Linked DNA regions of Homo sapiens: region 2 is linked to region 1. The links are chromatin loops, found by intact Hi-C in ENCODE. Cell type or tissue: Calu3. All regions are shown on one strand. Links, peaks and the distances in the headings refer to the core of each region. The heading gives the core; the rest is flanking DNA. Region 1 has its middle 15 kb from the start of LINC01447. Region 2 has its middle 35 kb from the start of LINC00525.

What was found. Peaks named below come from ENCODE experiments on the same cell type or tissue, not always from the same donor. Only the 100,000 strongest peaks of a DNase experiment are listed, where the experiment ranks them.
Region 2: a loop joins it to region 1, with 11 times the contacts of the local background. A loop is called at or near these places in 4 of 110 quality-filtered maps.

What each region holds. Positions count from the first base shown.
Region 1 is chr7:47,599,344-47,615,112 of GRCh38, reverse strand. No RefSeq gene overlaps it. Among named protein-coding and RNA genes, the nearest start is that of LINC01447, 15 kb to the left of the region's middle. RefSeq lists enhancers at 1-346, 347-893, 13,963-14,052 and a silencer at 4,004-4,245. In Calu3, for the core only: no CTCF peak of the experiment used is centred there; a DNase peak (open chromatin) is centred at 10,002.
Region 2 is chr7:47,718,668-47,734,436 of GRCh38, reverse strand. No RefSeq gene overlaps it. Among named protein-coding and RNA genes, the nearest start is that of LINC00525, 35 kb to the left of the region's middle. RefSeq lists an enhancer at 9,519-10,450. In Calu3, for the core only: no CTCF peak of the experiment used is centred there; DNase peaks (open chromatin) are centred at 8,836 and 9,706.

The sequences.
Region 1 (15,769 bases), core at 8,451-10,950:
TGCACGGGCACTGCACTGGTCAGCCGAAGTGTCCTTTCTCCTGTGTTCCCTCGTTTGATAATCAGACCAGTGTTGGCAAGATGGGAATAGAGATAATGGGCCAGCCTTTCTGGTTGCCCATGGCCTAGGGGTGAGGTTGGGCTGGTGGGGTCAGCATGGACATCTAGGGTCCTTGAGTGCAGTCATAGAGCCACGGGCCAAGTCTGGGGCAGCACAAAGAGGGCCTTCAGCTCCACTGAGGGCCCGGAGCTTCTCAAAGGCAGAGATCTTGGCCAGAGGAGGACTGGCAGGGGTTTGGCAGCACAGGAGAAAGCTGGTTTTATGCTGAGCGGTGGCATACAGCATGGCATTGTGGAAGGAGAGGTTCTACACCTGCCTGTGCCAGGAACAACAGGCATCCTGCTGCACGAGCCATCCAGGTGTGAGGGCTCTGTCCTGCCCACAACGGCCAGCCCACCTGCCTGGAAAGCACTGCTGCTGCTTGGGGCCAGCCATTCGATTACTCAGCATATCCTCTGTCCTCTGCTTTGTCTGCTGAAAAGGCCAGGGCTCTTTCCTAGGCCCTTCAGTTCCACAAGCTCGGGGCCCAGCTCTTTGGTGCAACTGTGTGTACTCCTGAAGATGGACATTTTACAGATGGCTCCAAATTGCTCTGTTTTCCCGCTGTCCCAAGCATCTGCAACAGCTAACACCAGGCTCAGGTACATTTTTGTGTTAGGGGTTGCACACAAGCAGATATCCACCAAGATTTTCCCCAACTAGTCACTACTAGGAGCAGTTACTCCTACTAGTCTTTACTGAGCCAGATCTTCGGAAAAGCTACCAGTTAAAATTCTGTCCTGGCCAGGTGCGGTGGCTCATGCCTGTAATCCCAGCACTTTGGGAGGCCGAGGCAGGTGGATCATGAGGTCAAGAGATCAAGACCATCCTGCCAACATGGTGAAACCCCATCTCTACTAAAAATACAAAAATTAGCTGGGAGTGGTAGTGTGCACCTGTAATCCCAGCTACTTGGGAGGCTGAGGCAGGAGAATTGCTTGAACCCAGGAGGCAGAGGATGCAGTGAGCCGAGATTTTGCCACTGTACTCCAGCCTGGCGACAGACACAGTGAGACTCCATCTCAAAAAAAAAAAAAAAAATTCTGTCCTTCTGTGGAAGGTTAGTGCCAGTACTCACTCCCTCTGCTGCCTCTATCGCCTTGCCTAGCACTGCCGGGGACTGAGTGGGGCATGTATCCTTCACTGCAGAAACAGTTCAGCCTGGTTCCATTTTGTCAGTAACAAAATGAAACGAAAAGATGAGCTGTTTTTCATTTGCAGTGGACACGAGGGTTGTAAGTCACATAACTTGAGCATGCCCAGATAAACCAAGCATGCCTGATTGGTGATGCCAGAGCCAACCAGAATGAAAAAGACAATCACGTGCAGAACCACATGCAGTCCATCGAGGAACGAGGTCCAAGTTAAGAAGCGAGGATGCCCTGTTTTGTTGCAGTACAAACTTAAAAGCCAAGAACCTAGCACCACCTCTTTGCATGACCCAGTCCAGTCACGCCTGTTGCAGTTTCCTATCTCCCTCATAGTTGTTCTCTGCCTATAAAACCTGCCCCCAGATCCCAGCCTGGGGAGACAGATTTCAGCACTGCCTCCTGTCTCCTTGCCAGTCAACCTTGCAATAAAGCTTTTTCTTTTCACAAAAGCTGATGCTATAATATTGGCTTCTATGCGTAACTAGTGTGAGCCCATTGCTCAGTGATACTTGCTTTCTAGAAAACCCAGAGAGAATCCTAATCTTTGCAAAAAGAAAGAAAGAGGGAAGGAGGGAGAGGGAGAAAGGGAGGAAGGAAAAGAAGGAAGGAAGGAAGGAAGGAAGGTAGGTCTAATCTTCACAATTTCTGCTTTTTTCCATTTTATACAACAAGATATCCATCTTTGCCAGTGGGCAAAGCTGTGAAAGAACACTGGGGAGAGGGAGGGAGGACACGGGTGTTAAAATCCAACAATAAATGCACATGGAGCTGGTGTTGGTGCGGGGAAGAGGAAAGGTCCGACCTCTGCTGTCCTAAGGAAAAAAAAAAAAAAATCCACCTCTTTAAAGTGTTTTTCCAGAGTTTTCATAATGTTTGTCCTAGTACTCTTCCATGTGAGAAAAAAAGTATATTAAAATATAATCCAAAAAATGGGAGTGTGTGAGAAATGCATTTGATAGCAAGTTATTCACCACAGTATTATCCACAATAATTAGAAATAAAAAATCTGCAATGTGGCCGGGCGCAGTGGCTCATGCCTGTAATCCCAGCACTTTCGGAGGCTGAAGCGGGCAGGTCACGAGGTCAGGAGATCGAGACCATCCTGGCTAACACAGTGAAACCCTGTCTCTTCTAAAAATACAAAAAAATTAGCTGGGCATGGTGGTGGGCGCCTGTAGTCCCAGCTACTCGGGAGGTTGAGGCAGGAGAATGGCGTGAACCCAGGAGGCGGAGCTTGCAGTGAGCCAAGATCGCGCCACTGCACTCCAGCCTGGGCAACAGAGAGAGACTCCGTATCAAAAAAAAAAAAAAAAGAAGAAGGAGCAAGATTCAAGCATCAAATATACATTAAACCCAATGTCACAGGAAGTAAACCTAGATATTCCCTGTTCTTTAATCTCTGTGTGCTAGGAATATGAGCAGTTGCTGTAATTTCTGCATTTGCCCCATTTCCCATTCTTCTCCTTCTTCTTCTTCTTCTTCTTCTTCTTCTTCTTCTTCTTATTATTATTATTATTATTATTATTATTATTATTTTGAGATGGAGTCTCGCTCTTTGCCAGGCTGGAGTGCAGTGGCACAATCTCGGCTCACTGCACCATCTGCCTCCCGGGTTCAAGCGATTCTCCTGCCTCAGCCTCCTGAGTAGCTGGGACTACAGGCGCACACCACTACGCCTGGGTAATTTTTGTATTTTTAGTAGAGATGGGGTTTCGCCATGTTGGCCAGGATGGTCTTGATCTCCTGACCTGGTGATCCACCCGCCTTTTCCTCCCAAAGTGCTGGGGTTACAGGTGTGAGCCACCTCGCCTGGGCTCCATTATTATTAAAAACAATCCTTGCTAGGTGCAGTGGCTCACGCCTGTAATCCCAGCACTTTGGGAGGCTGAGGCGGGCGGATCACGAGGTCAGGAGTTTGAGACCAGCCTGGCCAACATGGTGAAACCCCATCTTTACTAAAAATACAAAAATTAGCCGGGCATGGTGGCGCAGGCCTGTAATCCCCGCTATTCAGGAGGCTGAGGCTGGAGAATTGCTTGAACCCAAGAGGCGGAGGTTGCAGTGAGCCGAGATCATGCCCCTGCACTCCAGCCTGGGCGACAGAGTGAGACTCCATCTTAAAAAAAAAAAAAAAAAAGTCTCTGAGACACGGTGACAGAGAGGCTTCTATGGAGCCCTGAGGATGGGCTGAGGAGCAGACAGTGCTGTCGGCGGCTGACTTGCCGGTTTGGGATCCCCCAGGCCAGTGCCCTGGCTCACAGGAGTGGGGCCCGTCTCCAGGACCCAAGTCTGTGTCTTTCATGGGCTCACCATTCCAATATCTCCCTTGCCCTTTCCATCTAACCACTTAGGCCATTTTTGTCTCAAGGAAAAGCAATTGCCCTTTAACTACCAGCTTGTAATTCTTCAACACACCCACCAGATGCTAACCTGATATCTAGACAATTTGCCTTTTCAAGGACAAACCTTCAGGCCTCCATATAAATGCTCAGCCTCCTCTGCAGACCGACCCTGCCACCTGGGCTTGGCTGTTTGCCTGTGTTGATTTGACTTGTCCTTTTGGCCGATTACCCTCTGCCGGGAATTGTTCCTGATGGTGACATTGTAAACCACCAGTATATTATAGAGCTGGAGAAACACAGCGCCTCGTGCAGGATAGGCAACCTTTCTCTTGCCGAGCAATCACTTTGAACGTTTTGGAACTGGAAGAGGGCTGGTGTGAGGCAAATGGCAATAGCTGTGTGTTCCCGGGGCAGAGGGGCACGGTAGTGGGGGCACCCATAGAGACGATTAGCTGTGAATGCTTCCAGATTCCTCCTTAGAACTGCAGAATGGAAGGTGGTACATACCACTCACTAGAAATGGCTTATGTCCAGGACAGCCAAGACTCCAGAAGACAGTGCAGTCTGTGACCAGGGAAGGACCTGACCTGGCAGGGAGAGGAGCTGCTTAAGGAAATTGAGCCTGCCATGAGATTCATCTCCATAAACAATCCCCAGCTAGGAGATCATAACCCTGCTTTCCAAACAGAGCTGCTGTTTTCTACTGTTGCATAATTACACAGATCGCCCAACTGTTTGGGAGAGACCACACATTACTTTTCCAGTTGTGTAAATAGAAACGAGCCAGCAGCAACTAACTGAGCTCCTGGGGGTAGAAATGAGAAGAGGAGGGATGGTGAGGGATGAGCCTGCTCCCAGCAGGGCAATAGGGAGGCCACTGCCGCTGCCTTTGCCTGGAGAGCCCCTGGCAGCCTGCTCTGCACTCTGAAATCAGTGATAGGGCTGAAGGTTTTCTCCCTCTCTTTCTTTCCAAGCTCGAGGCTTTGTAAGAACTGGATCAGCTGTGGAAATAGTAACACTTTTTCCCTGTCCCCAAAACTTGCAGAGTTAGATGAACAAGGAAGGCAGAGCCCTCAGCCTTCTTGAAGGTTCAGACAGGGCAACTGATGCCTGGCTCCCTCCGCTCCAGCTCCGTGGGCCTTCACATATTCCAAGCCATTCTGTAAAACCCTTCTGCTGAATGAGCGCCTCACTCGTGGTCTTTCCTGGGATGTATTCAAGCTCTCTCTGCACAGACAGGCCTTGGAAGCTCTGCTCATAAACAGAAGCTGATGAAGCCAGCTCTTGGCCTCCGCCAAATCCACATGAGGGCTGAGACATCAAGAAGGGATTTATTCCCATTCTTGCTCTTTGCAATCATCAAAACAACTGTGGTATAGTTACTGATAACTCTTTGACGTGGGGCAAGTTAGGAAATGTGTGGAGGGAAGGTAGGTGGGGGATGTGGTGACTTGTCGCTCAGCGTCAATCTCCAGCATCATACCCCAGTTCTGCCACTGTCCACTCCAGGGCCTTTTTTTTTTTTGAGACAGAGTCTTGCCTTGTTGCCAGGCTGGAGTGCAGTGGCGCAATCTCAGCTAACTGCAACCTACGCCTCCTGGGTTCAAGCGATTCCCCTGCCTCAGCCTCCTGAGTAGTTGGGACTATAGACGCCAGCCAGCACGCCCGGTGAGGTTCTTGGTCTCGGCGTTTGTTTCTCCATTGACAATGTGGGGTCACAGTGAGAGGCCCTTCCTTCTCCATGGGTTGGTTATGAAGACTTGAGCAGCTGATTCACATAAGCACCTGCCATGCTATAATTGTTCAATGTGGCTGAGCACCGCAGCTCATACCTATAATCCTAACACTTTGGGAGGCTGAGGTGGGTGGATCATTTGAGGCCAGGAGTTCGAGACCAGCCTGGCCAACATGGTGAGACCCCATCTCTACTAAAAATAGAAAAATTAGCCAGGCTTGGTGGTGCGTGCCTGTAATCCCAGCTACTGAGGAGGCTGAGGCAGGAGAATCACTTGAATCCGGGAGATGGAGGTTGCAGTTAGCCAAGATTGCACCACTGCACTCCAGTCTGGGTGACAGAGCAAGACTGTGTTCAAAATAATAATAACTATTATAGTTGTTCCATGTGTTAATAATAATTAGCAATCACTTCTCTGGGAACCATGTAGGGTTAGGGTCAGATTTTGGTGAGATAAATCCTATACTGAGCCTCGTAGATAATGGGCACATAAGGGGGTCCTGGTGCGGTGGCTCACGCCTGGAATCCCAGCACTTTGGGAGGCAGAGGTGGGTCATTTGAGGTCAGGAGTTCGAGACCAGCCTGGCCAACACGGTGAAACCCTGTCTCTACTAAGAAACAAAAAACACAAAAGTTAGCCAGGCATGGTGGCGGGCGCCTGTAATCTCAGCTACTCGGGAGGCTGAGGCAGGAGTATCGCTTTAACCAGTGGACAGACAAGAGCCAAGATCGTGCCACTGCACTCCAGCCTGGGTGTTACAGAGTGAGACTCTGTCTCAAAAAAAAAAAAAAGAAAAAAAAGATAATAGGCACATAAGGATGACCAACATCGCAACACTGATTATTTCTCACTACAGAGTGCTTTGTCCCTAATAAAACAAGGGTTGTGAAGTGCCCTGTAAGGATGTGAAAAGTGACTTATAAATATTCATTTACTCTGCCTTCAAGAGAAGGGAGCCGAGGAACCTATTTTACTTCATAGATAAAATTTGTTGGGAAAAAATCTAAAAGCAGATTTTCAATTTCTGAATGTTACTAATCTCAGTAACATTATAAATGGAACTTTTTACTTTCACCTATCGATTTTCTGACTATAATTAAGTTATTTACCATTTGCATATATAGGGGGCCTGGAAAACTCTTATGATTATATGAATGTTTAATGTCTAGATATTAACATTCTACAGATGAAAAATGTCTGGAGCAAAAACCTTACCTGAACTCCAGTAGAAGGTGCTCTTCGGCTTGATGACATTCCTGTCTGAGTACAGCACCCACACTTCCAGATCTGCAGTGGAGGGAGTCAGTGAAGAGCTGACCAGCGCGGGGCTGACCTGCTCACACCGGGCACTTGCACGCACCTCCACCTTTAGACTGCTCACCATCACAGGGCCGCTTTCTGACCACTCAGGGAGAGTGAGGCGGAGACAAATCTTTACCCTGCCTGAGACCAGATTCAGTCTTCGCTCCCTGGATGCAATTGTTCTGAGGGCCACATTCCTCTGCTCACTTGTTTGATGGAGCAAGAACAGATCATCTAAGGATGCTGGAAAGGTTAAGGACCTTCCTGGAGGGCACTCGCTGTGTATCTCTGGTTAGGTTGGCGGTGACATTCACTCTGAGATGGCATGATCAGTAAACACACCACTTGGGGTGGGTGTTTTTGAGAACGTGTGTACAGCAGATTCAAATGACTGTCCTAGGCTCTGGGACCCCAAAAGCAAGTGTCCTTGAAAATGACTCAGGTGCTTAGATCTACATATGTGACACTGTGCTGAGTGTCCCTGTACAGGCCTGTACATGGCTTTAAAGTAGTACATGGCAGATGTGGCATAGAGCATACATAGATAATTAAAGCAAATGTATACTTCATGCTTCATGTCTGTATTTTTGCTTCATATTGTAGCTTGCTAAGTTGCAGTAAGAAAATACTACAGGCAGGATGTGGCGGCTCAGGCTTGTAATCCCAGCACTTTGAGAGGCGAGGTGGGTGGATCACCTGAGGTCAGGAGTTTGAGACCAGTCTGACCCATATGGTGAAACCCTATCTCTACTAAAAATACAAAAATTAGCCAGGTGTGGTGGTGAGCACCTACAGTCCCAGCCACTCAGGAGGCTGAGACAGGAGAATTGCTTGAACCCGGGAGGTGGAGGTTGCAGTGAGTCAAGACTGCACTACTGCACTCCAGCCTGGGCGACACAGTGAGACTCTGTCTCAAAAAAAAAAAAAAAAAAAGGAAATACTGCAGACAGGGAAGCTTGAACAGTATAAGTTTATTCTCAGTTTTGGAAGCTGAAAGTCTGAGATCCAGGTATGGGCCGAGTTGGTTTCTTCTGGGGCCTGTCTCCTGGGCTTGTAGATGCCACCTTCCCCAGGTGTTGTCCCTCTGTGTGTATCTGTGTCCTAATGTCCTCTTGTTTTAAAGACACCAGTCATATTACATTAGGGCCCACCCTAATGACCTCATTAAACTTTAATTACCTCCTTATTTTTATTTATTTATTTATTTTTTGAGACAGAGTCTCACTCTGTCGCCAGGCTGGAGTGCAGTGGAGCAATCTCAGCTCACTGCAACCTCCACCTCCCGGGTTCAAGCAATTCCCCTGCCTCAGCCTCCGGAGTAGCTGGGACTACAGGCACACCCCACCACGCCTGGCTAATTTTTTGTATTTTAGTAGACACGGGGTTTCACCATGTTGGTCAGGCTGGTCTCAATCTCCTGACCTCATGATCTGCCTGCCTCAGCCTCCCAAAATGCTGGGATTACAGGCGTGAGCCACCAAGCCTGGCCTTAATTACCTCTTTAAAGATCCTATCTCACATTCAGTCACACACTAAGGCACTGTGGTTGGGACATCAACCTTGGGATTTTAGGAGGCGCAACTCAGCCCATAGCAATGTTCCAGGTTTCTTTTTCTTTTTAAAACACCATTTATAAATGTAGAAATTTTTTTTGTTTGTTTGTTTTTGAGATAGAGTTTGGTCTGTCACCAAGGCTGGAGTGCAGTGGCGCAATCTCTGCTCACTGCAACCTCCACCTCCCAGGCTCAAGCAGTTCTCCTGCCTCAGCCTCTGGAGTAGCCGGGATTACGGGCGCCTGCCACCACAGCTGGCTAATTTTTGTATTTTTAGCAGAGACGAGGTTTCGCCATGTTGGCCAGGCTGGTCTCGAACTCCTGACTTCATGATCCACCCGCCTTGGCCTCCCAAAGTGCTGGGATTACAGGCGTGAGCCACTGTGCCGGGCCAAATTTAGAAAGTTCATAAGCAGATGACAGACAAGAGGAGCCTGGGGAGGAATCCTAGCCTAGCAGTCTCCATCTTAATCAGAGACAGGCTTTACCCGCAGGTATTGACTGTCTGACCATCGCAACTGTGACCAGTCAGCACCAGTGTCCCAGGCTTGTTCATATTCAGCCAGAGTACCAACAGCCAGCAGAGAATAAAGCTGACTGGCCCAGTCACGGCGCTGCTGCCAATGCTTCTGCTCCAGCCTTCGGAGTCTTCCCTTACCCCACCCCTGCCACAGAACCCTCTTAATGTTCGTACTTTTGACAAGCCCTGTCCTACTGACCCCAGACCCCAGATTGCATTGGCTCCTCAGTGCCTTCTGTACCCTGAACTCACTGCACCAGCCAGTCCACCCAGGCAAAGATGCCATACGAGGCCCTCAGCCCTAATGCCATTTGACTTTATACCCAATACTGGAGAAAGCAGACTCTTTGCTCAATGTTTAATTTCTTAGTTGGAATTTCCAAACTTTCACTCCATTGCAGCACACAGGATGGAGGGCCCAGGGTTGTGAGTGAGTTTACTCTTTTTAACCAGAGTAGTACAGGCATCAGTAGGAAAGGGAATGAGAACCCCATTGCTGGAGACATCACTTTGCCTCTGCTATTTCATTACTTTCTCTTTCTTTCTCTTTCTTTTCTTTCATTTCTTTCTTTCTCCCTCCCTCCCTCCCTGCCTCCCTCTCTCTCTCTCTCTCTTTCTTTGTCTCAAAAAAAAGTCATGTTGGCCAGGATGGTCTCAATCTCCTGACCTCGTGATCCACCTGCCTCGGTCTCCCAAACTGCCGGGATTATAGGCCTGAGCCACTGCACCTGGCCTGTTTCATTACTTTTGTTTTTATTTTTTATTTTTTTTGAGACAGAGTCTTGCTGTGTTGCCCAGGCTGGAGTGCAATGGCGCAATCAACCTTCGCCTCCCAGGTTCAAGCTATTCTCATGTCTCACCCTCCCGAGTAGCTGGGATTACAGGTGCCTGCCACCATGCCTGGCTAATTTTTGTATTTTTAGTAAAGACGGGGTTTCACCATGTTGGTCAGGTTGGCCTCGAACTCCTGAACTCAGGAGATCCACCTGCCTTGGCCTCCCAAAGTGCTGGGATTACAGGCGTGAGCCACTGCGCCTGTCCTGTTTCATTACTTTCTAAGTAAGTCACCATCAGCTTCAGCAGTCTACCATAGGTAACAAATGGCTCTTCCTGAACGCATGTTGAGGACACTTTGAGGTCTGGACCCCAGCTCCTTAATCACGTATATGGAGTGGAGGTGCGCTGTTTACTGTAGGGCCTCACCAGGCTGGCTGTGCAGAGTTTACAGACTGACTTGCATGAAAAAAATTGGAAGGCTCACCCCAGAAAGGAATGTTGGCAAGAGAAGTTATTTACTTAGAGGTTGAACTCTAGTTTGGTCTTTGGGACTTTCCATGCTATTTGAAAGAATTCTGGCATCCCAACTATGTGGCAAGGGCTGACCAGGGTGAAAAACCTGCTTCATGTCACTTTAATTTGGAGAAATGAAATTTGCTTTACTTGGAAACAGTATCCGCAATTAAGCCAAGGAGGGAGGGCGGGGGTTGGAGAAGGTTTCACAGGGATAGCAACATCCAGAACAGCACTTCTATAATCTTTGAGGTGAGATATTTAGATGCCAACAGGTCCAATACTGCAAGAACATATCATTCACTCATTTATTGGAGACAGAGTCTTGCTCTATCACTCAGGCTGGAGAGCAGTGGTGCGATCTTGGCTCACAGTAACCTCTGCCTCCCAGGCTCAAGTGAACCTCTTGTCCCAGCTTCCTGAGTAGCTTGGGCTACCGGCATGAGGATGTCTCTACATATTTTGTGGATGATGTTTCTACATTTTTTGTAGAGATGGGGTCTCACTGTATTGCCCAGGTTGGTCTTGAACTCCTGGGCTCAAACTATCTGCCCACCACAGCCTCCCAAAGTGTTGGGATTAGAGGTGTGAGCCACTGTGCCCAGTCGAATATATAATTTAAGTCATTGGCAAGTAGCATGGGTTTTTCACATCATGAAAGTAATGTAACCCCACAGTGGGAAACTAGAAAATGAAGGAAAAGTCTAAGGTGCCTTAACAATTGCCAGTAATCCTACCCCCAAGGGACAATCCTGGTTGTCACCATTAACATGTTTACTTCTTGCAAGGTTCCTTTTTTTTTTTTTCGAGACAGAGTCTCCCTCTGCCTCCAGGCTGGAGTGCAATGGCACGATCTCCATGTGTCCAGAATTTATTCTTTCTGGTGGGTTCTTGGTCTCTATGACTTCAAGAATGAAGCTGCAGACCCTTGCAGTGAGTGTTACAGCTCTTAAAGATGTGTCCGAAGTTTGTTCCTTCAGATGTTCAGATGTGTCCGGAGTTTCTTCCTTCTGGTGGGTTCGTGGTCTCACTGACCTCAGAAGTGAAGCCACGGACCTTCGCAGTGAGTGTTACAACTCTTAACGGTGGCGTGTCCAGAGTTGTTTGTTCCTCTTGGTGGGTTCGTGGTCTCACTGACTTCAGGAATGAAGCCACAGACCCTCATGGTGAGTGTTACAGCTCATAAAGGTAGTGTGGACCCAAAGAATGAACAGCAGCAAGATTTATTGTGAAGAGCAAAAGAACAAAGCTTCTACAGCCTGGAAGGGGACCTGAGCAGGTTGCTGCTGCTGGCTCTGGTGGCCAGCTTTTATTCCCTTATTTGGCCCCACCCACGTCCTGCTGATTGGTCCATTTTACGGAGCACTGATGGGTCCATTTTACAGAGCACTGGTTAGTCCATTTTACAGAGCTGTGATTGGTGCGTGTACAATCCTTTAGCTAGACACAGAGCGCTGATTGGTGCATTTTTACAGAGTGCCGATTGGTGTGTTTACAATCCTTTAGCTAGACACTGAGGGCTGATTGGTGTGTTTACAATACTTTAGCTGGACAGAAAAGTTGTCCAAGTCCCCACTCAACCCAGGAAATCCAGCTGGCTTCACCTCTCACTGGCTCACTGCAACCTCTGCCTCCTGGGTTCAAGTGATTCTCCTGCCTCAGCCTCCCGCAGGTGCACACCACCACGCCTGGCTAATTTTTGTATTTTTAGTAGAGATGGGGTTTCACCATGTTGGCCAGGATGGTCTCAATCTCCTGACCTTGTGATCTGCCTGCCTCGGCCTCCCAAAATGCTGGGATTACAGGTGTGAGCCACCATGCCCACTGCCCAAGGTTCCTTCTAAGCATGTTTTTATCTATGTAAGCATGTCTTTTCTGCATAACTTTAGATTGTTTGAGCAAAATCTTCTAAGAAAATTTTTTGAAGCCATCATTTTATTTTATTTATTTTTTCCTGAGACAGATTATCGCTCTGTCGCCCAAGCTGGAGTGCAGTGGCACGATCTCTGCTCACTGCAACCTCCCCCTCCAGGGTTCAAGAGATTCTCCTGTCTCAGCCTCCTGAGTAGCTGGGACTACAGGTGTGCACTACCATGCCCGGCTAATCTTTGTATTTTTTTTTTTTTTTTTTTTTAGTAGAGAAGGGGTTTCACCATGTTGGCCAGGCTAGTCTCGAATTCCTAACCTCAGGTGATCCGCCCACCTTGGCCTCCCAAATTGTTGTGATTACAGGCGTGAGCCACTGCTCCCGGCCTGAAGCCATCATTTTCACCTTGCCAATCCCATGCAGGTTGAGTTCAAACCTGCCCTCTTAGAGTTCCTGTTTTGCTGCCTGGGAAATGGGAACAATTATAATTCCTGTCTCAATAGGCTATGTCTTTGACTGTTTGTGCTGCTATAACAAGAAACCAGAGACTGAATAATTTATAAAGAGCAGAAATGTATTTTATCAACAGTTCTAGAGGCTGAAAAGTCCAAGATTAAGGTCGCAGCAGGTTCAGTGCCTGGGGACAGCCTGGTCTGCTCTTCCAAAATGGTGTCTTATTGCTGCATACGACCAAGGGGAGGAACATGGTGTCCTTACAAGGTGGGAGGAACCAAAGGGGCCAACCAGGGAACTTACTCCCTCCACCAGGGCTTTTCCTAAGGGCATCTAATCCCATCAGGTTGTCAGAGCCTTCATGACTCAATCACCTCCTAATTAGGCCACACCTCTTAACACTGTTGCATTGGGGATTACGTTTCAACATGAGTTTTAGAGGGGACACAACTATTCAAAACCACAGCAGGCTATTCCTTTAAAACACAGAAACTGCTCCCTGACCATAGTGTCCTCAGGAAATGTTTTCTGATTGTTATATTTCTCATAATTATAAACAATGCTGCCCTGAACATCTTTGCACCTAAACCTTGGATTGTCTCTCTGATAACCTTCTTGGAATTGAATCCTGGCTGTAGTTTTACCAGTGTCCCATAGAGAATTTAAAGTAGAAGCTGACCTCCAGCCTGACTCCTCCCAGGCAGCTTCTTTTGCAGCTTACAGAGTCCATGCCCCACTCTGACACCTCTTCTGGCCAGGGTGTAAGAATGCAGGACCTCTGCACAGGAGCAGGTGGGGGGTGTCAACTTCTAACAAGGTGAACTTTGCTTTGTCAAATGTGTGCTGAGCAGGATCTGCCATCAGTTGGGCCTGAGTTTGTCGTCAGAGGGTCTCTCCATAGTGGGAAGCTTCACGGTGTTTTTCACCAGCTGCTTCTGAATCACACAGGTGGCTCTGAATCACACAGTGTGACATGACTGATTTCGGCAGAGGTCTCAAAATGCAGCTCAGATGTCACCATCTCCATGAGGACATCCCTAAACCCCTCTCAGTGTCAGTCATTTCCTCCTCCAGGCCACCCTGCACCTCTGTTTTACCTTCCATATCACAATATGCTTCTTTCCTTATGTGGCCGTCTCCTCCCCTGGTTGATGTCTTCCCCAATGCATTGGTGTGAATCACCTTCCCCCATGAATTGGTGTGAATCACCTTCCCCCCGTGCATTGTGTTAATGTACACACTGAACAGATTTCTTAGGCAAAGCTGTGAACCCCACCATCCCAGGGACAGGCAGCATCCACATTCTATTCAATGTGAATCACTCTTCCTGGGGTTGGGCAACATAGGGTAGCACTGATTTTAGTGCTCATTAAACCATTTGTTAAACTAATGTGAAATTGCAGAGAAACCTTCTGCCCTTCACCTTGAGGGTGGAAATTAAAGTCAAGACCCACTTAAGAGGAAAGGCCCTGGTGAATTACAACCACTTCCCCTTTTTAATTTCAGTCAACACTTTTACACTGGGACCAAGGGGGCACAAAAGTAATATCCCTTTGCTGAAGGTCTGCAGGAGTTATCATTGCATCCCTCTGAAGGGGACATTCGGAAGTGTGGTTTTGAGATGTCAAAATTTAATCATTGCTAAGAGTTAATGTGGCCTCAGCAGTAAATACACAGGCCCTGCTCCAAGCTGAACCCAGGGTGAATGGTCAGAAAACAAGTCAGGAGAAAAGACACTGGTGGAGGAGGAAGGAGCTTGCTCTGACCCGGAGAAAGAACTCAGTGCCCGTCTTGGCTCAGCACCCTGTCCTGCAGCCCCAGTTTTCTCAGCTGTGAATCACGCCAATAGAACCGTAGATTAGTGGTTTTCAGACTTTTTTAAAGAGACAGTATCTCATTATGTTGCTGTAATGCAGTTGAAACGGGAAAAGTTCCCTTGTCCTCTTCACAGGGCATGTGATGGGGATGTGGCTCACTTCTTTGGTGCCCCCCTGCTCACACCTCTAGGGGAGCATACAGACAGGCAGGTTGTGGGGCTCTGATGCCATGGCAGTGTCTAGGGGTGAATGTTTACAACTTCTGAAGCCCCAGTGGGCGTGTGTTACAGGGTGATCTTTTAGTTTGCCATCCATAGGCAGCTTGTGTTAGTCAGCTCAATTAGACCGTCTACCTTGTCTCAAGGACAGAGGGCTTTCTGTATCCCTGGGTTTCTTGCCTTGGTGTACTAGAAGAATCAGATCACACATGGGCTTGCAGAATGAGTGCAAGGTTTTATTGAGTGGAAGTAGCTCTCAGCAGACAGGGGAGCCAGAGGGAAATTGTTTTCCCCTGGAGTTGGGCAGCTCGGCAGCCCAGGCTCTCCTCAGACTGCCCCAGCCAAACTCCATGTCATTACACCAGTTGATGGCCTGCGGGCATGCCGGTGCCTGTCAATGTGCTCTTCTGCCTGCGTGCTCTCGACGATCAGCCGCTTGTGTCTTCTTCCACCTATGTGTTCCTCACAATGTCCAGTCGCTTGTGTGTCTCTGCCTTGTTAAGGTCTCAGTTTTTATAGGCCCAGGATGGGGCCAGGTGGTGGTGGGCCAGGGTGGTCTTGGAAATTGCAACATTTGGACGTGAAAGCAGAAGTGCCTGTCCTCACCTAGGTCCTTGGGGGTGAAGCCCTAGCCAGGAACCCGCCTTCTTCTACCCAGCTCTTCCCCTCTCTGCTTCTGTATCATTTAAAGGGACCACGCTCTTCCCTTCCCAGCACTCCCTTATCATATCCCCCCTTTAAAGAGGTACATCTAACTGCCACTAGAATATGGACGATGACCGGTCTTAGCTGTTTCCTGTTGACAGGGGCGTTGTTTTGGGGAAAACGGCAGTCAGACTCCTCCCAGAGGTCTATCTAAGGGTTCCTAGCAAAGGGGAGCCATCGTTTGAGGCTCCGGTTGCCTGACGGTTTGGAGTTTGAGGGTTTCTAGGCATGAGAGAAAAAAACAAGTTTTATAAGGTTAAGAATGCATGAGTTAAACATGTGTATTATAACAAGGAAAGAATTGAGTGCCAAAGATTACAGAGACAAGAAGTAAAATATACTAACAACAACATTGTACCCCAAGCTGTTTCATCCTGGTGAAAGAAATTAAACCTTGTATGGGAGCGGATAAACTTTAGAAGAGAGATAGCTGTTCTTGCCATATCCTTAGCAATTCACAGATGCACCCTGGGAATACCTGTATCTTGTCTCTCTTTCCTAGGCTTCCCTTTCTCTATTATAAAAGACTGAGGTAGCCACTTTCAAGAGGTCCTCTAATATACTGTCTGGTCCTAGGACCGGTTTTTGCAACTTCCTACTGATGTCAGGGGCAGCCTGAGTGATAAATTTATCCTTTAGGATTAGCCGTCCCTTGACTGAATCAGGAGATAGAGAGGTGTGCTTTACCAAGGCCTCTCTTAGCCTTTCCAGGAAGG
Region 2 (15,769 bases), core at 7,497-9,996, 120 kb before region 1:
GTTACACATTCACCAGTTTGGCCATGGGCTTTGCTGGAGCTATTCAAGCACTAAATCATCCATCGCTCAACAAATATTCAGGGGTCACGGACCATGGGCTGGATACTACTTCTTTCCAGTGAGAGAAAACTCAGTCTGTGGTGGACCAACAGACTGAACATGCATTTTATAGGACTCCAGCAGCTGAAGGTGGCTTCACATGATACTGTCAAAGTAAATTTTATTCTGCATGGCAAAGTCTCCACTGAACAGTAATGATTATTGTAATGAACGATTAAGGACTCTTTGTATATGCCGGGTACCCTGGTAACTATTTTACACCGTTATATTGATTCAGAACAAAAAACCAGTGGAGAGTTCCTCGTATTTTTTTAGTCTGAATTTACAGTGAGATTTGGTGTTGGCAGTAAACCGTGCACGTGCAGCAATACCTGTTGCCCACTGAATACCGTGGTAGCACGAGGAGGGATGTGGCTGCCTTGGAGTAGATGGAAACAGGAACCCAGCGTTCTCTGCACTGGACTCATTACATATTCACATTCTCCAGCATGGGTGATGTTATGCAGTTAGCTTTTTAAGAATAAAAATTTGGCCGGGTGCAGTGGCTCAAGCCTGTAATCCCAGCACTTTCGGAGGCTGAGGCGGGTGGATAACCTGAGATCAGGAGTTTGAGACCAGCCTGGCTAACATGGTGAAACCCTGTTTCTACTAAAAATACAAAAAATTAGCTGGGCGTGGTGGCATGCGCCTGTAATCTCAGCTACTTGGGAGGCTGAGGCAGGAGAATCACTTGAACCCAGGAGGCAGAGGTTGCAGCGGGCCAAGATCACACCATTGCACTCTAGCTTGGGCAAAAAGAGCGAAATTCCACCTCAAAAAGAAAACAAAACAAAAAGAATAAAAATTGGAGGTAGGGTGAAGGAAAGAGCAATGAAAGAACCGCATTGCAGGAAGAACTCAGAGGAGCAGCCCCTCATGGAGTTGACTGGCACTTTGGGAATGACAGGGCTCGTCTGCACAACCTTCCAACCTAGCTCTAAGGCTCAAATGCCTGGTGTCTGCTTTCCCTATGAGAAATACCTTCCCACCTACCTTCCAGGCTGCAGAGGAGGGCAGGAAGTCTGTTCTGTGGCTTGCTAGATTCTTTTCAGTTGACGAACACCTGAGGAGGCGTAAAAAGCTGCCCAGCCTTCCTTACCCACTCTAGATTTCTGTGCTTCCTTCTGATTTTGTTTTTTGGTTTGTTATTATTGTTGTTTTTGAGATGGAGTCTCACTCTGTTGCCCAGGCTGGGGTGCAGTGGCACCATCTCGGCTCACTGCAACCTCTGCCTCCGAGGTTCAAGCGATTCTTCTGCCTCAGCCTCCTGAGTAGCTGCTATTACAGGCGCCCGCCACCATGCCCCACTAGTTTTTGTACTTTCAGTAGAGACAGGGTTTCATCATATTGACCAGGCTGGTCTCAAACTCCTGACCTCAGGTGACCCACCCACCTCCACCTCCCAGCGTGCTGGGATTACAGGCATGAACCACTGCACCCTGACTGATTTTGTTTGTTTTCTCACAGACTTCTAATTCACAGAATCTGCATCTCAAAATGGGGTGAAAACTTAAGGTCACCTTGCCCAACTAGCCCCTCTACAAAAACTTCAGTTAATTAATCAGTCTGCATGGATATTAGGTGTCAGGGTGTTTGTGGAAGTGACCTCTACAGAGTTTTGACACCACATACAAGGATCAGAACAAAATTTCAGGGTGAGACTCCAGGATCCAGGCTAGAAGTAAGGGATGGATCCCCCAAGAATGGCACCAAGGGCTGTGGCCTCAGAGCACCCCACTGGCCAACCAAAATTGCTTTAGGAGAGACGACTTGAGAGGCATTAGACAGAAGCACGCTGCAGGGAGAGGTTTGCACATGTTTGCTGTGCAGTCAACAGTGACAGTCCTGTGTGCAAATCCTGCCCCATCCAGGATTCGCTGTGAGACATGGAGGAGGCACGTAACCCCACTGAGATTGTTTCCTCATCTGCAACCTGGGCTAACAACTGTGCCTCTCTCAAGGATGCCAAAGAGTTCAATGCAATGACCATCCAATAGGCACATGCATTTTGCATATTGCATGGTTATGGCGCCTCTCTATTTAACTCATAGAGAAGGTGAGGAATTTAGATCCAGGTGATGAAGAGGGCTTTGAGAAGACAGATCTGCCTTGTTTCTCTCTTTGAGCCTCTCTTTCCTGATTTCTCAAATAAAAACTAGGAAATGTCAAGGCTGGAGATGACCTCTGAAGTTTCTTCCACCTGGAAGATCCAGCTTGAAAAGCAAAACCAGAACAAAATGAACACCCCATGCAAGTTCCTGAGAGGAGATGAAGCCAGGCAGACTTCAACAGCCTCGCTCTTGTCGCCCACACTGGAGTACAGTAGCACAGTCTTAGCTCACTGCAACCTCTGCCTCCGGGGTTCAAGTGATTCTCTTGCCTCATCAGCCTCCCGAGTAGCTGGGATTACAGGCATCCACCACCACATCTGGTTAATTTTTGCATTTTTAGTAGAGATAGGGTTTCACCATGTTGGCCAGGCTGGTCTTGAACTCCTGACTTCAAGTGATCTTCCTGCCTCAGCCACGCAAAGTGCTGGGATTGCAGGCATGAGCCATCACACCCAGCCATTATCCAACTAATCTAATGAGGGGTCTCACAGCAGAAGCATGATGAGCTAGGCCAGCCATGATGAGACCATATACAGGGTTCCAGGCAGGGGAAGAGCCAGGAGGCTGAGGTGCAGACCAGGCAAGCCCAGTCATCTGGCCAGGGAGGTCTGGGAGTCGGTGCGCTCAACATCTGTCCTACTCTCCCAGAGCTGCCATTGCACAGTTCCACAAACCAGGTAGCTTAAACCGCCTAACTCTACTCCCTCACAGTTCCAGTTCTGGAAGCCAGAGATCTGAATCAAGGGTCAGCAGGGCTGTGTTGTCTTTGAAGGCTCCAGGGGAGGGTTCCTCCTGACTCTTCGAGTTTCTGAGGCTCCCGGTTCTCCTTGGCTCATGCGCATCACTCCAAGCGCTGCCTCCGTCTTCCCGTGGCCTCTGCCCTCTGCGTCTGTGTCCAGCTTTCCCTCTTCTTATAAGGACACCAGTCTTATTGAATCAGGGTGCACCCAAGTGACCTCATCTTAACTTGATCACACCTGTGAAGGTCCTATTTCCAAACAAGGTTACATTCACAGTTAGGGGGGAGTTGGGATTTCAACGTATTTTTTTCTTTCAGAATTAAATTTTATTTCACAATGAAAGAAAACATACAAAAGGCTTAAATTTTCCCATGTTACAGTACATTTCAATGCAATAAGACGTTTTGTATTATGAATAAGATCCTGCTGATGTGAATACTGGAAACAGCAGTTTATGTTCTTCAAGGCAACAGACAAGGACTTGGTAAATGAGTCCTTAAAATGTTTAAATCCAGACATAAATGTATGGCTTCATTATTAACCATTCCTTTATCAGTGAGCACCCATTTAAGATGTATTCTTAACATTGTCCTGGTCAGTTGGAATACAGCAAAAAAAAAAAAAAAAAATAACCAGTTCAAAAATATCGAGTGTACATTTTTGCTACATATTAAACTGTGTGGTTAGTACACCTTGTATACATATAAGGCTCTAACCTTTATTACCCATAAGTTTGTTTTCAAATGTCAGCATATCTTTTGGGGAACACCATTCAACCCATGGCAGTGTGCCTCCTCAAGGAAGGATGGAGCACCTCAAGAAGTGTGATGAGCGCTTCAGCAACCAATGCGCACAGCCTGGTTGTCATGTGTTTCCTGGGTTCTGACTCCCACCTGCAGTGGAGACTTGGAGACCCGGGGACTGAGAGCAGGAGGAATTCCTGCTCCTGGAGGGTGCTCCCCTAGAACCAGAGACAGCTGGGAAGACCACTCCTCCCCATGTGGAAACTTCTCTTTGTGAAACCCCCTCCAAGCTGCCTTGCCTTTGGGCAGGAAGCCACGCCTGATTTATGGAAATTCCTGAAAATGCCTTCAGCTGGGACCTCAGTCTAGCTCTGAGCCAGGAGGCACCAGAGCTCCTCGGCAAAAAAAAACACCAAGCGGTCGAAATGTGCATTAATATGATGGGAAACCTTCTCGGAGGAAATTGGGAGAAATGTCTGTGAGTTATGAGTCATGGGAGATCATGGGAGACTACAAAACAAGGGAAACGGAATAGATACCCAAGGTATCAAAATGAAAATATGAGCAAAACGTCGAGGAATTGTCTGATTTCACTGATCGTGATGAAACCACAAAGTGGGAGCTGGGACACCTGGCCCACTGAAGTGGGAGAACTTGGGTGGACATGTCCATGTGGTATTGGGGGTGTGTGGGGTGGGGTGGGAGGAGGGGTACCCTACTTTTTGGTGATCAGGGTCTGCCGGCCTCTTCATAAAACCTGGAGCAAGTATCTGCCTCTCATCTTGCAATTCTCTTTAGAATAAGCTGTACTTGATATCTTCTTTGTCTGAAGATTTGGGGACCAGCTATCAATTTCAGGGGAACAGAAGAAGTTCTTTTTTATGATCTCTACAACTATTAAAGAATAAGCGTTAAAGTTGGTGTAATTATGATAGTCTTGCTAGTAACAAATCAAGGCTTTTAACTGTGAGTATTTCTGTTTTTAAAAGAGGTGTGCTAAATCTCCTTCCTATAGGAAAATAAAGAGAAAGAAATCAACCTTGACTCTGAGTTTATGAGAATCTGCCAAGAGAAATTTGGTTGCAAAAATGAGTGTGCACCCACTAGGATGGCTAAAATACAATTTTAAAAAGGACAATAACAAGTGTTGGTAAGGACGTGGAGAATTTAAAAGCCTCATACACTGCTGGTGGGAATGCAAAATGGAGTAGCTGCTGTGGAAAACAATCTGGTGGTCCCTCAAAAAGTTAAACATAGAATTCCCACATGACCCAGCAATTCTACTCCAAGGGACATACCCAAGAGAACTGAAAACACATGTCTACCCAAAAACCTGTACACTAATATTTATAGCAGCATGATTCCAAATTGGCAAAAAGCAGAATCAACCCAAATGCCCATCAACTGATGAATGGAAAACAAAATGCATTCCAGCCAGACAATGGAGTATTATTCAGCTATAATAATGAATGATACATGCAACTGATGCATGCAACAACACACGCCTGAACCTTGAAAACATGGCTCTCAGTAGATGTGTATTCCAGAACTGGATTATGGTTATGGTTCCACAACCTTATGAAGATTGTAGACATTGATAATGGTGGCGTGTATGGTGTGTGAATTATATCTTAATAGAATAAATGACAAAAGTCAAGGGGAAAGTGAGGGTGCAGAAGTCCTCTAGTTTACTGAAGGGGGATCGTTAACATTCTAACTGACAAAAAGAGAAACTCCTTACCCTGGAGCTCTTGTGAGATGCAGTGGCAGTGGAGGCTGGGGCAACACCAACCGTTGGAAAGGAAGGGAGCCATGGGCACTCACGTACGCTGCTGATGAAAATGGGCACAACCACTTCAGAAAACCCTTGGAAAGCAACTACTAAATATGAACATTACACAAACCTGCTCCCTAGAAACTTCCTTCCTAGGAAAAGCCCAACGTCAATGCGAGCACATAGACATAAATAGACATATAGGAATGCTTACAGAGGCATCATTTGCTGTAAACCAAAACCAGGGAACGAGGAGGAAACAGCCCACAACTGTCCATGGATAACAGGATAGCTGAAGCAGGATACTCACACAACAAAACACTATGCAGAATAAAAGTGAGTGAACTAATACTACACACAACAGCAAGGAGAAATCTCTCAAACGCGAAGCCGACCCTCAATCTCTCAAACGAGAGGCCTTATCAAAGGCATACTCAGTGGATAATCCCCATTATAAAAGTTCAGAGACAAGCAAATCCATTTGTGTCACTGGAAGTCAGATAGTGGCCACCTTTGAGAAGGAGAGAATGGCTTCCGGGGTGCTGCTGACCTTGGCATTTTAATCTGAGTGATGACGCTCATACAGGTACATTTATATACAATGTGTGATAACCTTCAAAGAGTGCGCTTGTGACCAGAGACCTTTTCTGTTTATTAAAATTCAATCCTTAAGCTAGAGTTTAAACTTGAAAGCCATCAGCCCTTTGATGAAATTGCTAAAAATACAATAAAAATTTTTCAATCTGGAGTTAAAATTTGAAAACAGCATGAAGTTGTATGCAGCCTACTCTCTCAAAATTCAAAAATTTCATCCATAAAACTTTATATCGATCCCTAACTTTCAGAACTAAAGTATTTCTGGATTATAACTAGTCTGATTCTCGTCTAAACTATAACCACATTAAACAAAAAAGTATGAGTCTTTCAATTGGGCGGTCAGTTTTAGTTTAAAAATATCTTTTTAAATATGAGCACATCTGGATCTTCTAATCATAAACAACTCCTTTTTAAAATGTGTTTAAAAAGCTTTTATTCCTCAGCAAAGGAATTGGATCTCTTTGTTGACTTTAACATTTGCAGAGAAGATGTTGACCTAAAAATTCTTAATGTATCTAGATATTTAATTTTGTTTTATAACTTCATAATTCTCTTTACTGATTCTTCACTCCTCTAGCATTTAATTTTAATTTGTTCACTTGTGTTAATTATAGGTTAAGATTTGTGTGTGTAAGCTTATATAAGTGTGTTCATATTTTTGTGAGAAAGACAGTGAGAGAAGGTTTAAAAACAAAGGAGAGAGTGAAAGAATGAGAAAAATAATTGGAATGAGAGAGAGAATATATGTAGTATAATTGATGCAAAGTACTGCATCAACATACATGATTACTTCAGGGCTGTTCAGCACGATTTTTTAACCTGTTTTTTTTAAAAAAAAAGCTGGCAGGGCATGGTGGTTCACACCTGTAATCCCAGCACTTTGGGAGGCCAAGGCAGGCAGATCACTAGGTCAGGAGTTCGAGACCAGACTGGCCAAAATGGTGAAACCCTGTCTCTACTAAAAATACAAAAATTAGCCGGACATGGTAGCGGGCACTTGTAAACCCAGCTACCTGGGAGGCTGAGGCAGGAGAATTGCTTGAATCCAGGAGATGGAAGTTGCAGTGAGCTGAGATTGCACCATTGCACTCCAGCCTGAGCAACAGAGCAAGACTCCATCTCAAAAATAAAAAGAAAGAAAGAAAAGAAACAACAGGGCACTCCATCTTGTGGAAAGATGGAATAAACTCACTTTTCCCTAAGCATAACTAAAAAGCCTGGGCACTGGGTATTAAGCACAGTAAGAAGACTCTGAAGGTAGAAAGAAGGCAGACTGTATAGAGACTTTGGGCCCCCACTGAATGGCTCAATGGTGAGTTCTTTGGGGCATCTTCCCCTTGCCTCATATATATCTCAGACAGGGAGATGGAGAAGCCAATGACCTGGAGATGCCAGTGGGCACAGACAAAAAAAAAAAAAAAAGCAAGAAGAGCCAACTCTCTTATGACCCTTGTGACAAAGTGTAGTCAACCATATGCAGAAATCAGTGTCATTCATTGCAAGAAGAACAGAAAAACAAGTTCATTACTATGGTAATAATCTGGTTTCTGTGCTTAATGTCAAATAACAAGTTGCTATTGCTAGGTTGATATTGTTCTGAATATTGAGGAAATGTGAAATCTCTTTATACTTTTATAATAAGATTTCCTATTGTTAATCTATAACTAGTCCAGCAGAGCTTTAATTTCCTCCTAATAGGACATTTAAACATTTACCAGGTTATGGAGAGTTCAAAAATCAGGTTTTCAATCAGCAATTCCTAATTCAACTTCTGCTCTCTACAGGCTAACACACACTAATGAGGAACATTGCTTCTTTACAAACCAGAACAGCAACATGCAGAGTAATCAGTTTAGCCCTGCACCCTCCAGCCAGAATGCCTCCAACTGGCTCGCTACAGATGCACCTGGCTGGATGTTAAATTGTTGAAGGAAGAAGCCATTGGTTGGAAACTCTGTGTTGGCTTTATAGTGGAGCAGCAGAGTGAAAAAATTAATAAATACATAAAAACCAAAAACAGAACTGGGAAACAGTTTTGGTGCCAGCCAGTCTGGCTGAGAAGAACCAGCCTCCACTTGATCATGCCTGCTGCCATGCCTACCTTCCTTTGGTCTCTGACCTCTCCAGCAACATGCACGGAAGGGCACCTGCTCTATGGGGCATGGCATTGACCTTCTTCCTCTCACTCAATCATCCCAGCCAGCCTATAAAGTAGGTAGAGCGACAGCTTCACTTTGCAGGTGAAGAAACTGAGGCACAGACACCTTAAGTAATGTGCCATAGGACACCAGTGTTTTACTGGCACCAAAGCCTATTCTCTCAACTGCTGGGCAACACTATCTATGTTTCAACTCTTCTTTTTTTTAATTGACTCTCACATCTCTCCATGCTGACCGTTGGCCTAATCCCCATGTATAATTCAGTAAAGGTAAATGTTCTACAAGGAGCCAAACACTGTGTTTAAAATATACGCTTCCCAATTTTGTTTAATCCAAGTTTGAAATGTAGTCTTCTTAGAAGAAAGAGACTTTCATGCAATCCTCCATGAGTGTAAACTTTGTGTTCATAGCAGAACATTTGATGAGAATCAGATCAAAGGTGTTTCTGGCTGTATCCTGAGTACAGTATTCTACATACAGTATTCTGTTTTGCTGGTTGGGAGCAGATTAATCATCTAGGAGAGGTTGAGTTGACAGAAATGGACAGATCGCAGGATGGAGAGCCTGCCCTTCCCAGCTCCGCAGGCCAGGGGGAAACCCCTGACACGTGGGGGCTAGGCAGAATGACTTACTGAACAAACACACCATGAGCTGAGTGCCCAGCCAACCAGATAAAAACATCCTTCACCAGGAAATTGAGGTATCAGGCCTCAGTGGCTTTTCAGGGTGTGGATTCCTTTAAGGGCAACCTTGTTCTCAAGAGTTCATTGTTTTGGTTCCTGCTAAACTCCCTGAAGGTAGTTTGCAGATAACCCCAGAAATGGGCAGGAGGGCCTGCCAGCAGCATGGGGCAGGCTTGTTTCTTTCTGAGGAGCCCAGGCCCCATGCCCTTCAGCATCACTCAAGACCACAAGGTCCCCACTCCCTGATGGAATAGCCACCCCCACCTGGCCTGGCCAGCTCCTGGCCACTCCTTTACTGCTGTCTAAATCTCAGAGTCCATCAGTGTGGAACATGTCAGATTCAGAGTTGCTCAGATATTTCCCCAGAGCTTGTATAGCACCAGGACCACCCATTGTCTGCCCTCATCATCCCAACTTGGCAACCTACCCCGCCCTTCTTACATTTCCCTCATTGGTCCTTGCACATTTCAGCTTTGCAGCCAGGCTCAGCCATTTAACCTTATTTCTGGGAATTTCAGAGTGAGCACTGGGTAGGCCTGGAACCTAAATCCCATGGCTTCCATAGGCAAACGTGTCTCTTTTGTCTGTCACCAGATCAAAGAAAGGGGGAAAGGGAAGGGTTTGGTTGGAGGTGGGGGAACAGTATTCTTTCATTCATAGGCAGAGACTGGCTTGTGTAAAAGTTTCAGGTTACATGAAATCTAAGCAGTATTGAAAGAATCCTGATGACTTCATCTCCAAATGCCTTGAATAGCCTTCCTCAACATCCTGCTGGGGCCACCCTGGGGTCGGGGACTTGCAGGCTTTTTAAACACATGGGCTTTGCCAGCTGCACAGGGTTTAGGGGACTGTTTGCAGCTTGGATGTATGTAGCTCTTTGTCGAGGGAGGCAGACCATTTCTAACCATACCTGGCCCTGCACCCTCCCAGGCTGTTCCACCTGCTTCAGGCCCTTTCCCTGCTCCTGACTCCCAGAGCAACGTCACGCCACACCTCAGGGGCCAACTCGAAGGCCGCACACCGGGCACACACCTTCCCCAACGCTGCTGCTCTGAGCTGGCACAGGGGCGTCCCCACATCCTGCCAGTGGCCCTTTAGGCCTTGCCTTGTAGGAATTGCAGGAGGCCTCAGACAATCGCCCCAGGATGACAGAGCCCTTGAGAACAGTGTCAGCGTCAGACTTGCCCTGTATCCTCCTCATGCATGGCCAGTGGGAGACTCCAGTAGACACCGGAGGGGTGGACTCAGGAAAGCATGAACGAATGGCCGAAGGATGACAAAGTCTCACTCCTCTAGGGGTATGGCAATTTCCACACAGCTTTCACACCCAGTATGCCAGCGGTTCCCAACCATTTTGGCACCTGGAACCAGTTTCCTGGAAGATAATTCTTCCATAGACTGGCAGTGGCGGCAGGGGAGATGATTTCAGGATGAAACAGTTTCACCTCAGATTATCAGGCATTAGTTAGATTCTTAGAAGGAGCATGTAGGCCAGGCGTGGTGGCTCACGCCTGTAATCCCAGCACTTTGGGAGGCCGAGGCGGGCGGATCACGAGGTCGGGAGATCGAGACCATCCTGGCTTACACGGTGAAACCCCGTCTCTACTAAAAATACAAAAAATTAGCCAGGAGTGGTGGCGGGTTCCTGTAGTCCCAGCTACTTGGGAGGCTGAGGCAGGAGAATGGCATGAACCCGGGAGGCAGAGTTTGCAGTGAGCCAAGATAGCGCCACTGCACACTCCAGCCTGGGTGACAGAGCAAGACTCCGTCTCAAAAAAAAAAAAAAAAAAAAAAGAAGGAGCATGCAACCTAGATCCCTCATATGTGCAGTTCACAATAGGGTTGGAACTCCTATGAGAATCTAATGGTGCCGCTGATCTGATGGGAGGCGGAGCTCTGGCGGTCATGCTTGTTCGCCTGCAGTTCACCCCCTGCTGTGCGGCCCAGTTCTTAACAGGCCATGGACCGGTACCAGCCCGCAGCCCAGGGGCTGGGGACCCCTGCATGAGGCCATCTCCAGGGTCACACAGACAGTGCCATTCATACTCGCTTATGGCTCCAACCAGAACCCATGGTGCATGAGACCCATGTCATGGAGAATAATGGAGTGACTTGAAATCAGGACTTCCATCTTGTACCTGGGAGGGCACAGAGGTGACCACAGAAGTAGCAGAAGTCAAGTCCACCCCTTGGGGCAAATGCAAACCAGCCATTGGGCTAAGAAGGTAGACGGCCATGTGTAATCCCCCTGAAATGTCACCCAGTACTCATTTCCATCTATGCGCAACTTCTGTGTTCCCAGCACAGAATAAGTAAAAAGTGGGGGAAATTAAAAATTAAATGTGGAGTTAGGAGGTCTTGGCTTCTGTGTCTCCAGCCATTGAATAGGAGAGCAGTAACGGAGTAGAAGATGATGGTTTGGAGGCAGAACCCCATGGGCTGGATGGCGGCCACAGGATGGGTTTGAAGCATAACAGGAGGTAACCACATCAACTCATTCAATCCTTTGGGGTCATCTTCAGGTCCAACTGCCAGGTGCTATGGGCTGAACTGTGTCCCTCCAAAACTCATACACTGAAGTCCAACCTCCTGGGCCCTCAGATGTGGCTGTATTTGGAGATAGGGTTTCAAAGAAGTAATTAAAGTAAAATGGGATGATTAGAGTAGGCCCTCATCCAATATGACCTGTGTCCTTATAAGAAGAGGAGATTAGGACAGAGACACACAGAGGGAGGACCATGTGGGGACGCAGGGGGAGGACCGTCATCTGGAAGCCCAGGAGAGAGGCTTCAGGGGATTCCAGCCTGACAACATCTTGATCTTTGATTTCCAGCCTTTAGGGCTGTGAGAGAGAAATGTCTGTTGTTTAAGCCACCCAGTCTGTGCTATTTTATTACAGCAGCCTGAGGTAACCGAGACATGAGGGTCAACCTTATTAACGCTTTGAAACTGAGGAAACCGAGGCTGTGAAAAGACTGAACTGGGATGGTTCCCAGATGTGTCTGGCTCCTCAGCGTCTCCTCTTCCCACCACACCACAACCACGGGAAGAGGGCACAGCACCCTTTTTCCCTGTCCCAGGTAGAAAGTCCAGAAGATAGTGAGCAGGTCTTAGGCCAAGAGGAGGTACTCAGAGCCGAGCTGAAGCCCCTCGGCAGAACTGTGTGGAGCCAAAGGAGAGTGAGGACAGCATGGCCGGAGGAGCCCAGCACACAGGCCTCCAGAGGGGGACAGGCCAACGTGAGGACAGACGCTGCTCATGGAGACTGGCCCACAGCCTGGGTGAAGGGTATCAGGGGCACAGAGTGATTCACCAAGAGCTGGAGGTAACTGGAGGGGCTGGGGAAGCACAGGTTTGGGGAACCAAGTCCAGAGAAAGAGAAAAAGCGCTAGTCTCAACAGGGAGAGAAAGTGTCCCAGGTGTGTAAGGAATGTGACAGCCTCTGTCAGCGAAGTCTGGGGTTGCTGAGCACTGGACTTGTCTGATCTGACATCAGAGTCAAAGCACCAGATGTGCTCCCCAGGAGGTTCTTCCCCCGCAGAAGCACAGACTCCCTACAGACGAAGACCCCCTCGGGCTGGCCAACTTGCGGCCGAGACCTTCCCAGGAGACTCTGACCAGTGGCCAGGGAAAAGGAGAGTTGGGGAGCAAGCAGCCCCATCACAGCCTTTCTGGAAGCAGTACCCCGTGAGAAGGGGCTCGGGGGGACACCTGTCGGCCAGGTAGAGAAGCGCAACAGGGCCATCCTGTTCTGCCCCTTGCTTCCTGCCTCCATGAAGGCCCAAAAACCCATATCTGTGTGTAAATAGGTCATGGGGTGGGGGTGGAACTGCCACTTACTCAGCACTGTCCTATGCCAGGACTGAGCATTCATTCATTCATCATCTCAATCAACACTGAGAGCCTCCTCCATGCCAGTCACTGGGAATACAGTGGGAAGCAAAAACAGGGCCCTGGCCCTACTGAGTTGGGATTCAGTGCTGCACACTTTCACACGAGTCAGAGACATTTCATCCTCACATCATCTCTGTAGAGTGGGCAGCATTAACTCGAAATTAGTAAAGAGATTCAGAGCGTTGGGCACCTTATCCATAGACACAGCATGGTGCAGGCCCCGAGGGTTCTCAACTAAAGGCCGTTTTGCCCACAAAGGGACATTTGGCAATGTGGAAGACATTTTTGGTGTCATAAGTGGATGGTGCCACTGGCATCTGGTGGGTAGAGGCCAAGGATGCTGCTAAACATCCTACGATTCCCAGGACAGGCTCCGTAGCAAAGATTTCTCCAGCTCCAAAGGTCAACAGCACTGAGATGAGGAGACACAGCTGCAGACCTCACTGGAGCTCACTCACCTCCAGTTCTGCTCACGGAGGCCCAGGATCTCCACACCCCAAGACCCTCGCAGGGGGATTGGCTTGTGGCTGCTCTGGATAAAAGGCATGAGAGGAAGTGCGTGTGTCACTTCTGGGCAGAAGTGTAAACATGCGGGTGACAGACCTCCATGGACGTTCCCCCACCATGAAGGTGAAGGTCGCTTTCTCTGGAGCTGGCCAAGCTTGGAGACAGGAGCAGCCTGCAGGGCTCGATTTCTGTACAAGGGACAGCTGCCCTGTGAAGTCACGGGCCCACAGAAGATTTTGCATATGTGAGAAATAAACAAGGACAATGTGAAACCACTGAGATTTAGTAGATGTTTCGTTACCACGGCAGAGCCCAGTCTAACCTGACAAATACACACGCTGGTGAGGACTCATGCCAACATTCAAGGCCAAGCTTCAGCCTCAGCCTCCTCACCTGCCAAAGGCATGTTGTGAGGGTCCAGTGAGATAAAGCATGTGGAGCACTCAGGATGGGAAGACAAGCCTCAAAGCCCAGGCCCTGGGCATGCTGCAGGCAGGTGGCCAGTGTCCTGGCCATCATCACCATCTGCATGCGGGGGAAGAAAGAGAGTGTGAGCTCACAGACAAGAAGGAGGCCAGGTTGTGAGACGGCCAGGCTGGGCCCTGGAGGCGTGGGAAGAAAGCAGCTTCCCCAGCCCTGCGCTGGCCCTGAGCCCTGAGTGCACGTGAAGAATGAGGTCAATCAGCCAGCATCTTCATCTTCCTGCAATGCTGCATGAATGAAAGAAATGAATTTCAAATGACTTGGACCAGTATCTAATTATTATGATTTATTAACACCAAGTACATAAAGCAGCCCCTGGACATGACATTCCCCATTCCCCCCGTGAGTCTGGGAGCCTGGCGAGCCTCCTGCTGCACCCTGAGCAATTCTTTTCATTATCAGCATTATTATTATTTATAGCAGCCCAGCCACCAGGAAGCAGGGCAATCACCAATCTCCATAAAGTTCGCAGCAAGTTCAAGGATCGGCCAGGAGGCCTTGAGGGCAGCTATGAAAATCAGAAAACAGCTTGGCAGCTGGGGAAAGGGGACCCCAGTGGCCTGAACGTCTCCAGAAGTTTTGGCCTGTCTGATCTAAGAGGCTCACTGACAGAAAGGTGAGCTGGTACAACTTCTGCACCTTCTCTTTCTTAAAAAAAAAATGTGGTAAAATACACTTAACATAAAATTTACCATTTTAACCATTGTAAGCGTACAATACAGTTCAGTGATATCTAAACACATTCACGTTATTGTGCAATCATCACCACGCTTCATCTCCAGAATGTTTTCGTTGTGCAAAATTGAAAGTCTGTCCCCATTCGACACAAACTCTCCATTCTGCGTCCCTCTAGCCCCTGGCAGCCACCACGCTACTTTCTGTCTCTATGAATTTGACCACTCTACATCTGTCACATGAATTTAGCTATTCTAGGTCCCTATTCTGGGTTCCTTAAATATCATGCAGTATCTGTCCTTTTGTGCCTGGCTATTTCCTATTTCCTGTAGCAGAATGTCCTCAAAGTTCATCCGTGTCATAGCATGTGACAGAATTCCCTTTCTTTTCAAAGGTGAATAACACTCCATTGTATGCATATACTACATTTTGCTTATCTATTCATCTGCTGGAGGACATTTGGGCTGTTTCTCCTTTGGCTACTGTGGATAATGCTGCCATGAACACAGGTATGCAAGTATCTGCTTGAGTCCCTGATTTCAATTCTTTTGCATGTATATCCAGCATGGACTCACAAGATCATATGGTAATTCTAGTTTTCATATTTTGAGAAGCTTCCATACTGTTTTCCACAGTGGACACACTATTTCATGTTCCCTGCCCCCCAACACAAGGGCTCCAATCTCTCACCACTTCTACGCCTTACTATTAGGACCTTTCGGTGATCACTATGACTGCTGGAATTCGCCATTATGGAGTACTTAACAGTGTACCCAGAACTTCCACATTCTCTCCAACTCCAAAGGTTGAGGGCGATGCTAAGCTCGTAGGAGCTTTGGAATACAATCATAGTAACACTTTCTCAGATTCAAGAAGCCGCATGTGTTCTCTAAACTTCATTCTGAATGGAGGTTGGTCAACAATGCTACATGAAGACAACATGTAATGCTTAATCACAGAGGAAGATGTGCAAATGTAAATGCTGTCATACTTGTCTATATAATAAACAGAAACCATACTCTCATCAGACACATTTCTTTGCTCAGCATATTACCTTCTCCTTCTCCCTCTGGGTTGGAAGTCACTGGCAGGATTTGAAGAGACGAATCCTGAAGAGATGTAAGGTATCTTGGTTAACTGGTGGGTTTTGGAAGCAGTGCAATCCAGCCCTGTGCCCCTAGGTGAGGCACCTTTTCCCTCAGAGATGGTTCGTCATGTGTAAATTGCGGCTGGTGACAGGATTTAATAGTCACAATAGTCGTCACTTACCAGGTGCTCCCTGGGTTTCAGGCACTTATTTTTAA